2 separate regions of the Homo sapiens genome follow, and region 2 is linked to region 1. Evidence: read pairs that join two places in POLR2A ChIA-PET (ENCODE). Cell type or tissue: Panc1. All regions are shown on one strand.

The links. ChIA-PET counts read pairs that join two places held together with the same protein. Peaks named below come from ENCODE experiments on the same cell type or tissue, not always from the same donor. Only the 100,000 strongest peaks of a DNase experiment are listed, where the experiment ranks them.
Region 2: POLR2A ChIA-PET joins it to region 1 with 5 read pairs; 2 of 35 experiments call an interaction of 5 or more read pairs at or near these places.

Annotation. Positions count from the first base shown.
Region 1 is chr7:127,735,235-127,739,234 of GRCh38, forward strand. The region is part of intron 10 of SND1 (staphylococcal nuclease and tudor domain containing 1); the gene reads left to right. Among named protein-coding and RNA genes, the nearest start is that of SND1, 85 kb to the left of the region's middle. RefSeq lists a silencer at 193-407. In Panc1, no CTCF peak of the experiment used is centred here; no DNase peak of the experiment used is centred here.
Region 2 is chr7:128,133,590-128,137,589 of GRCh38, forward strand. No RefSeq gene overlaps it. Among named protein-coding and RNA genes, the nearest start is that of MIR593, 54 kb to the left of the region's middle. RefSeq lists a silencer at 2,152-2,341 and an enhancer at 2,277-2,851. In Panc1, CTCF peaks have their summits at 2,257 (motif pointing right) and 2,514; a DNase peak (open chromatin) is centred at 2,492; H3K4me3 peaks cover 1,332 bases; H3K27ac peaks cover 344 bases.

The sequences.
Region 1 (4,000 bases):
GGTCTTCTCCTTAGTATTGAGTGGACTTCTTCCTAAGCTCCTGTTTTTCAGGATTTCCACTATCTACCAGAAGCTGTAACTGGCTGTCTTTGTTACTGTAACACGTGCTTTCTTATTTTAACATATTTTTACAAATGAAAATATTTCCTACAACCACTTTTGGAGGCACCATAATTTATATCAAGAGAGGCTCTAGGGCTGGGCATGGTGGCTCATGCCTGTAATCCTAGCACTTTGGGAGGCCGAGAGAGGAGGATTGCTTCAGGCTAGGAGTTCCAGGCCAGCCCTGGCAACATAGTGAGACCCCCATCTCTATAAAAAAGAAAAATATACCTTTAATTTAAAAAAAAGAGGCTGTAACTTTTCTAAAGGGTGACCTGTTTTTTTTTGTTGTTGTTGTTGTTTTTTTGGAGACAGAGTCTCACTCTGTTGCCCAGGCTGGAGTGCAGTGGCACGATCTTGGCTCACTGCAACTTCCACCTCCCGGGTTCAAGTGATTCTCGTGCCTCAGCCTCCCAACTAGCTGGGATTACAGGCATGTGCCACTATGCCTGGCTAATTTTTGTATTTTTAGTAGAGATGGGGTTTCACTGTGTTGACCAGGCTGGTCTCAAACTCCTGACCTCAGGTGATCCCCCGCCCGCCCCAGCCTCCCAAAGTGCTGGGATTACAGGTGTGGGCCACCGTGCCCAGCCTGACCTGTATCTTTTAAATTGTCTTGTCTCCTTTCTGAAGTTTTCCTGGCAATGATCTCATGGTTTAAAAGAGTGAGGCCAACTCTGTGCAGAGACTGAATTCTCCCTTTTTAATAGAGTCTCAATACTAGTCATTTTTGTACAGTTTCTGAGCCCTGAGAGTACCTGCTTCTAAATAGTTCATTGTCAATTTAATTTTCATTCATTATTTTCACACATTAACCCCAATAGATAGATGGCTTGCGTTTCTGCTTTCATCTTCTCTGCCCTAGAAATTTTCCTGATTATAAATGTGACATAATCACTTTATAAATTTGGGAAAATTTAAAGAAGAAAATACAAATTACTTAAATTTAACTGCCCAGAGGCAACATCACAACTGTTAATAATCGCAAGGCCTTCTCACTAGCTTCTCTGTTCATGTTTTATAACTGAGAATTTCTTCTGGCCTTTAAATAATTTCCTGAAACATGATTTTTAATGGCTATGCAGTTGTTAATGTGGACGTGTCATAATTTAACCAGCTTTCACCTATTTTTGGATATATCAGTTATTTCCAATTTTTATGATTATATCTTTGTTCTTAAAATGAAAATTTGCCTTGAAGTACAAAGCATTAAACGGTCTGTTCAGATCAGAGGTAGCTCTTAGGTAAGTTGTGCTGTCGTACAATGTATGCGGTTTGTACCACAGATACATGTTCCCAGAGGGGCTGATATTTAGTCCTGCTGGCAGTACACTCTCTAATCACCTAATTCCTTATCTATTTGTGTTATTTAGAAGCAGGCTGTGATCCAGGCCCTTTGTGTTTTGTTGCCAGAATGCCCATCCCCCCAAACAGCTGAACTTGCTGCTTCTGAAATAAAGGGTAGAGTGGATAGGTACATCTTCTCCTGGGGACCACTGCTCTTTTCTGTTGCCCTGGCTGGGAACCGGTGAGATGTTTTATGGGAACACAAAGGCTCCCGTGGCAGCTTCATGCATGCAGCCTGCAGTATTTACTTGTTTTGGCCGATAAGCTGCTCTGTCGGGTACTTCTACAGTGCACTTGTGAGTATTTGCACAATTACATTACAGATTATTAAATTGCCCCCTATTGTGATAAAAACAGTCACCCCCAAGTAAGTGTATGTAAAGCAATTATATGTAATTAAAATATAAGAGCATAAGTGACCAGTAGATAATTAAAATCACTGTTGCTAAAGAAATATACCACACCCTGACCTTGAGGAGGATGATGCTGCCAGTTCAGGGTTGGCAGGAAATCAGACAAATGAGGGTTCTCCCCAGCTGTTCTGTCTACTGTGCGTGAAGTCTGAGTACTGTCAACCTAGTCTTGTTTGTTCTCAAGAAGTGGTATGGTGGCAGGGCATGGTGGCTCATGCTTGTAATCCCAGCACTTTGGGAGGCCAAGGCAGGTGGATCACCTGAGGTCAGGAGTTTGAGACCAGCCTGGCCAACATGGCGAAACGCCATCTCTACTGAAAATACGAAAATTAGCTGGGTGTGGTGGCGGGCACCTGTAATCCTAGCTACTTGGGAGGCTGAGACAGGAGAATCGCTTGAACCTGGGAGGCAGAGGTTGCAGGGAGCCGAGATCACAACATTGCACTCCAGCCTGGGCGATAAGAATGAGACTGTGTCTCAAAGAAGTGGTATGGTATGTATAGGGGGGTTATGGCTCACATTGTTGAGATCTCTACAGGTTTAGTATCCCCTGTCTAAAGTGGTTGGGACCAGAAGTGATTCGGATTTTGGATTTTGGAGTATTTGAATGTGCTCACTAGATGAGGATCCCTAGTAGGAAAATCTGAAATCTGAAATGTTCCCATGAGTATTTCTTTTGAGTATTATGTTGGCATTCAAAGAGTTTCAGCAGTTGAGCATTTTGATTTTTGGATTAGGGATACTCAACCTGTATAACCTAGAGTCCGCATCTCAAATACACTTTAAGGCAAGAGGGCAGCCATTGACAAATGCAGACCCAGGGACAGTGTACTGTCTGTGTTCCATGTCACTCAACAATTGAGCTGCTCATTTTTTACTGGCTTAATATTCTGGTTTGATGCCTGGAAAGCATAGAGAATGTTACAGTAATCCAACCCAGAAGTGACTATAACTCTATATGGTTAGCATGTATATGGCATTATGAGAAAACACTCTCAGATCCTCTAGAGTGTTCACATGTTCAGCTTTGTATCTTCTCTAATTATTTTTCATGTGTCCTTTCTCACTGTGGGCAGCTTCTCCTCCCACCCCCAAGGACTGGTAGGTACATTGATTACTCCTAGTGCATTCTCTTAGCCACTGGAAGTCTCGCTCTGGCCTTCCTAAAAGGTGTTTCTTTTTTTTTTTTCTTTTTTTTTTTTTTTGAGATGGAGTTTTGCTCTTGTTGCCCAGGCTGGAGTGCAATGGCGCGATCTCGGCTCACTGCAACCTCCCAGGTTCAATCGATTCTCTTGCCTCAGCCTCCTAAGTAACTGGTATTACAGGCACCTGCCACCACGCTTGTCTAATTTTTTGCATTTTTAGTAGAGAGGGGTTTCACCACGTTGGCCAGGCTGGTCTTGAACTCCTGACCTCAGGTGATCCACCGGCCTCAGACTCCCAAAGTGCTGGGATTACAGGTGTGGGCCAGTGCTTCCGGCCCTGAAAGTTGTTTTTTTAAGGCTAACGTGTTTATCTGGGAGAAGTCCATTGGTAGGAGGGGAGAAGACCCAAATGAAAGTTGCATCTGTTTGCTGCTTTTTCCCTGAGGTCTTTTTCTTAACTCTCTTCCTCTCAGAGAGGATCATCTCTTCAGATAAACAGGCTCCAGGGAACCTAGGAGACCAGGGGAGGATGGGGGAGGTAAGAGCTAAGTTACCAGTTTCTGGCTTGCTTTAGGGGGTCACCCTGTATGACCCTCCAGGGTGGTCTCCCACTCATTCTTCCTACCTTCCTGCCTCCACTTGAATACTTTCCCCCTGTTCCTCTCTTTCTGGCTCTGGAGAGCTAGCCTTACGAGCCAGTAGAGGGCTTTGGAAGGACACTTGCAGGGTGTGTTTGTGTGATGCACAGGAAGTGTGAGTGGAGATATTTTAATTTGTGCACAGGTGTGTAGCTTGGAGCGACATTGGCTCCCTCTGGTTCAGTTCTGATGAAACAGAGCAGTGGGTTTGTGCTGAAATGTGTCTGCAGTTTCAGTAAGAGAAAGAATGGGTTCAGGGCTGGTGATCATTCAGTGATACTGTGTCATTTGTATAGGTCCTTCCCTGTGGTTCTGAAGAATAAATTAGTATCTTGGTCATTTGAAAAAGTAATTT
Region 2 (4,000 bases), 400 kb after region 1:
AGTGAGCGCCTGTAGTCCCAGCTACTCAGGAGGCTGAGGCAGTAGAATCACTTGAGCCCAGGAGGCGGAGGTTTCAGTGAGCTGAGAGCATGCCATTGCACTCCAGCCTGGGCGACAGAGCAAGACTCCGTCTCAGAAAAAAATTATAATAAAAATAAATGCAGAAAGAGTAAGTTGAGATAGCCACTGTAGATGGGTCTTTTGAGGAGTTTTGCTGCAGAAAATATCAGAGAAATGGGATCATGCCTGGAGGTGGATGGAATACGGGGACAAGGGAGTTTTTGTTTTTTCTTTTAAAATGATTATTATTGAGGCATATTAGTATGCTAATAAGGAGAATCCAGTACAGAGAAAAAAAGTATGCACAATGAAAGACAGGGAATAATAGCAGGTGAAGATCCTTAGTTGGCAAGAGAGCATGGGGTACGGGTAAAAAATGGAGGTACCACCCTGTCTCTGCCAGGGGCTCTGTCTAGGCGGCTGTGAGAGTGAAGAAATCCTCTTCCAACCGACGATGTTCCTCAGTGAAAAAGGAAGGAAGGGCATTCCAGGTCTATATTTTATCATTTAAAAAAAAAAAAAAAAAAGGAGCAAGGGCATCTGTCAGTGAAGAGTGAGGGAGTGTCAGAGATTTTAGGAGAGGAGAGAAGATGAGAAATGCTCAATGAGGAGGAGAGTGGAGTGAACTGAGCGCAGAAGCAATGCCAGAAATCAGTTGGCCCCTTTGGAGGGCTGCCTTCATGGAATTAAAGGAGTGCCAGGTGGGGCGCCTCACGCCTGTAATCCCAGCACTTTGGGAGGCCAAGGCGGGCGGATCACCTGAAATCAGGAGGTCGAGACCAGCCTGGCCAACATGGTGAAACCTGGTCTCTACTAAAAGTACAAAACTTAGCCAGGCGTGGTGGTAGGCGTCTGTAATCCCAACTACTTGGAAGGCTGAGGCAGGAGAATCGCTTGAACCCGGGAGGCGGAGGTTGCAGTGAGCTGAGATCGCGCCATTGCACTCCAGCCTGGGTGACAAGAGCGAAATTCCGTCTCAAAAAAAAAAAAAGAAGTACCGACAGTCAGCTCTCTTCAGTGCCTCAGGAGGGTGTGGAAGACGCGAAGCTCTGGATTTAATCAAAGTTGGAGTTTGGTTAGGAAAATACAGTGAGGGGGCGGGACACCGAAAGTGAAGGATGTATGCAAGGGAGCGATTAGAAACACGTGCGTCAGAACACCAGCGGGAGCTTGATGAAAATTTAGGAGGTGGTGGTGGTCGAGCGGGATGGTTGAAATGTAAATTTTGGAGGGATGTGGGAATTAATAAGGACAACGTCTATGACATGACCGTGGAGCGGCTACCGCGCGGGGGTAGAAATTACTGGAGAAGAGACCAGGGATCAAGAGGTGGAAGAGCTGGATGGATTGTCTACGTGGATTTCGGAGCCTGTTATTTTGGCAGTCACCTTTCTAATTTTCTAAATTCTTACTTGTTCCCCTTTGAAAAGCATTCTGTTCTTGTTCTGTGGCTATAAAATTTTCTGAATCTTTCTAAGGATATTAGAGCGTCTCCCTCTCTCTCTCTCCACACACACACACACACACACACACACACACACACTTTTGTTCTTCAAATCATCTTTTTCTTTGGAGTTGGTTGCACTCCTGGTTTATCTAGATCATTCTCATTTGATGAAACACCGTGGTGAAAACCCTCCTACCTAGTGCTTCGCCCTCATCACGATTATCCATGTGGTGAGTCTTTAAAGGCCAGGTGACGGCCCTTCCCCCTCTCCTGGGAAATCACGCCAGCGCTGATCCTGCTAGGAGAGGGGAGAGGGGAGAGAATATGAATGAGACCTTGAAAGCAGAAGCCTCACTTTGGGGTCATATTTGGAAAAGCCCCTGTCTTCAGCAGCCACAGAAGCTCCCCCTGGGACCTCCTCAAGCCAGGAGCAGGCTGTGAGAGGTTTCCCTGGAATGGGGGTCTGGGTGCCCCCCACCCCCGTTTCCACCTCCCGCCTGCACCGCCGGGAGCTCCGGAGGAGTTCCCGGGGACCTAGAAACAGCGGCGAGAGCGTGAGAGGGGAAGAGCTGGGGGTCCGGGCCAAAAGGAGGATGGAGGGGCTAGGCTTCTAGAGCGTGGGAAGGGGTCCCAGGGACCGAGCCAAGTGGAAGGCTTGTCCAGGCCCCCGCCTGCTCCCCTGGATCTGGAGGGAGCCTCCACGTGCTTCCGGCTGGGGCGGCACCGCGCAGTGCCGGGAGCGCCCACGAGGGGGCGCGCGAGCTCGGCGGCGGCGGCGGCGCCCCAGCGGGAGCGGGAGGCCGCGGGGCACAAAGAGTGGCGGGGCGGACCCTGGGGCGCCCGGGTTCCCTGTCCCGTGGGTCCCCAGCAAACCGCAGCGGTAGGAGAGGTGGGCTTTGCCTCTGAAGCACAGCAGGCCCTTAACAAGTTTTCACGGACTGAATGCGTGAGCTATGTAAGCCCTGCCGCATCGCGACGTTAGAGGTTTCCCAAGTTACGCCCCCGCAGGCGCTCTGATGCTGACATATTAAAAGAAGCCCGGAGGAAGAGGGCGACGCACGCGGGTGGCTTTAGGCCGCCTATTTGGGGAATAAATGACAGAAGGGGCGTGGTGGGGTGGGGAGGAAGCGGGTCCCCGCGCCCTGGGTTCCGATTCTGGCCCGAGGCTCAGCTAGGATGGCCCCAGATCCCAGAGAACGTCCTACCTAGTGCCCGTTTCTACACCTCCCCCTCCCGCCCCAGAGTTACGGGTTAAGGAGAAAGACTTGGTCAGAGAAAACGTGAGACGGCGCCGGGGCAGGGACCCTCCTCCCGCAGCACACATCCCACCCTCCTTGCTCAGACACAGGCTTTTTCTGGCTGCTTGTGCTTCTAGGAGGCGCCACTGCGGGAGTCAGCCGTAGGAGGGGTGGGCTTTGCCTCTGAAGCACAGCAGGCCCTTAACAAGTTTTCACGGACTGAATGCATGAGCTATGTACGCCCTGCAGCACCGCGACGTTAGGACCCCCTTCTCCAGGAGGGGTCCTTAACCAGCTCCCCCTCCTCTGTGGTGATGACAGTGACAACCCCAGGTTCAAATCCCTGTTAACCGGCCGGGCGCGGCGGATCATGCCTGTAATCCCAGCACTTTGGGAGGCCGAGACGCGCGGATCACGAGGTCAGGAGATCGAGACCATCCTGGCTAACACGGTGAAACCCCGTCTCTACTAAAAATACAAAAAAAAAAAAAAAATTAGCCGGGCCTGGTGGCGGGCGCCTGTAGTCCCAGCTACTCGGGAGGCTGAGGCAGGAGAATGGCGTGAACCCAGGAGGCGGAGGTTGCAGTGAGCCGAGATCGCGCCACTGCACTCCAGCCTGGGCGACAGAGCAAGACTCCGTCTCAAAAAAAAAAAAATCCCTGTTAACCACCTGGGGGAACTCTCCAGGGCCCCCTTTCTCCCCAGTTACACTGAGTCATGGGACTAATTAAGGCACCTGCCACAGGAATCATTGTGAGGGTTAAATGAGGCGCTCGAGGCAGCTGGAAAGGGAGAATCCTGTCTGGGAAAGGAGGCAGCTGGGCCTGGGACATCGGCCTGGGGCACGGGACTCCCCTGGGCCATGTAAGAGCTGGCCTTACCTGGCCCGTCCAGTGGAGGCTCAGCTAGAGGGATAAGCTCTCAGCTGGTAACAATGGCGGCTGCCAGTTTTCTGCTTGGGTAAGAGGTGGGCACCAGCCCTGTGAGCGGCCTTCATTGCCTCATAGAGTTTTGGAGAGTTGCACGTGCCGTGGGCCATAAACTTCAGCCATGAGTAAACATCACACAGAACCCTGTGCTTAGAGGCCCCTCCTCTGGGTTCTTGCAAACATATTGGTCAACTAATATGTCTCTGGCACGTGCTAAATGCTACAGCGGCAGGAATTCCTGACTCACATTTCTTTCTGCCTTTCGTGCCCTCCCCCAGATAGCTGCGTGGCTCTATAACTTCCTTCCAGTTTCTGCTCAAATGAAC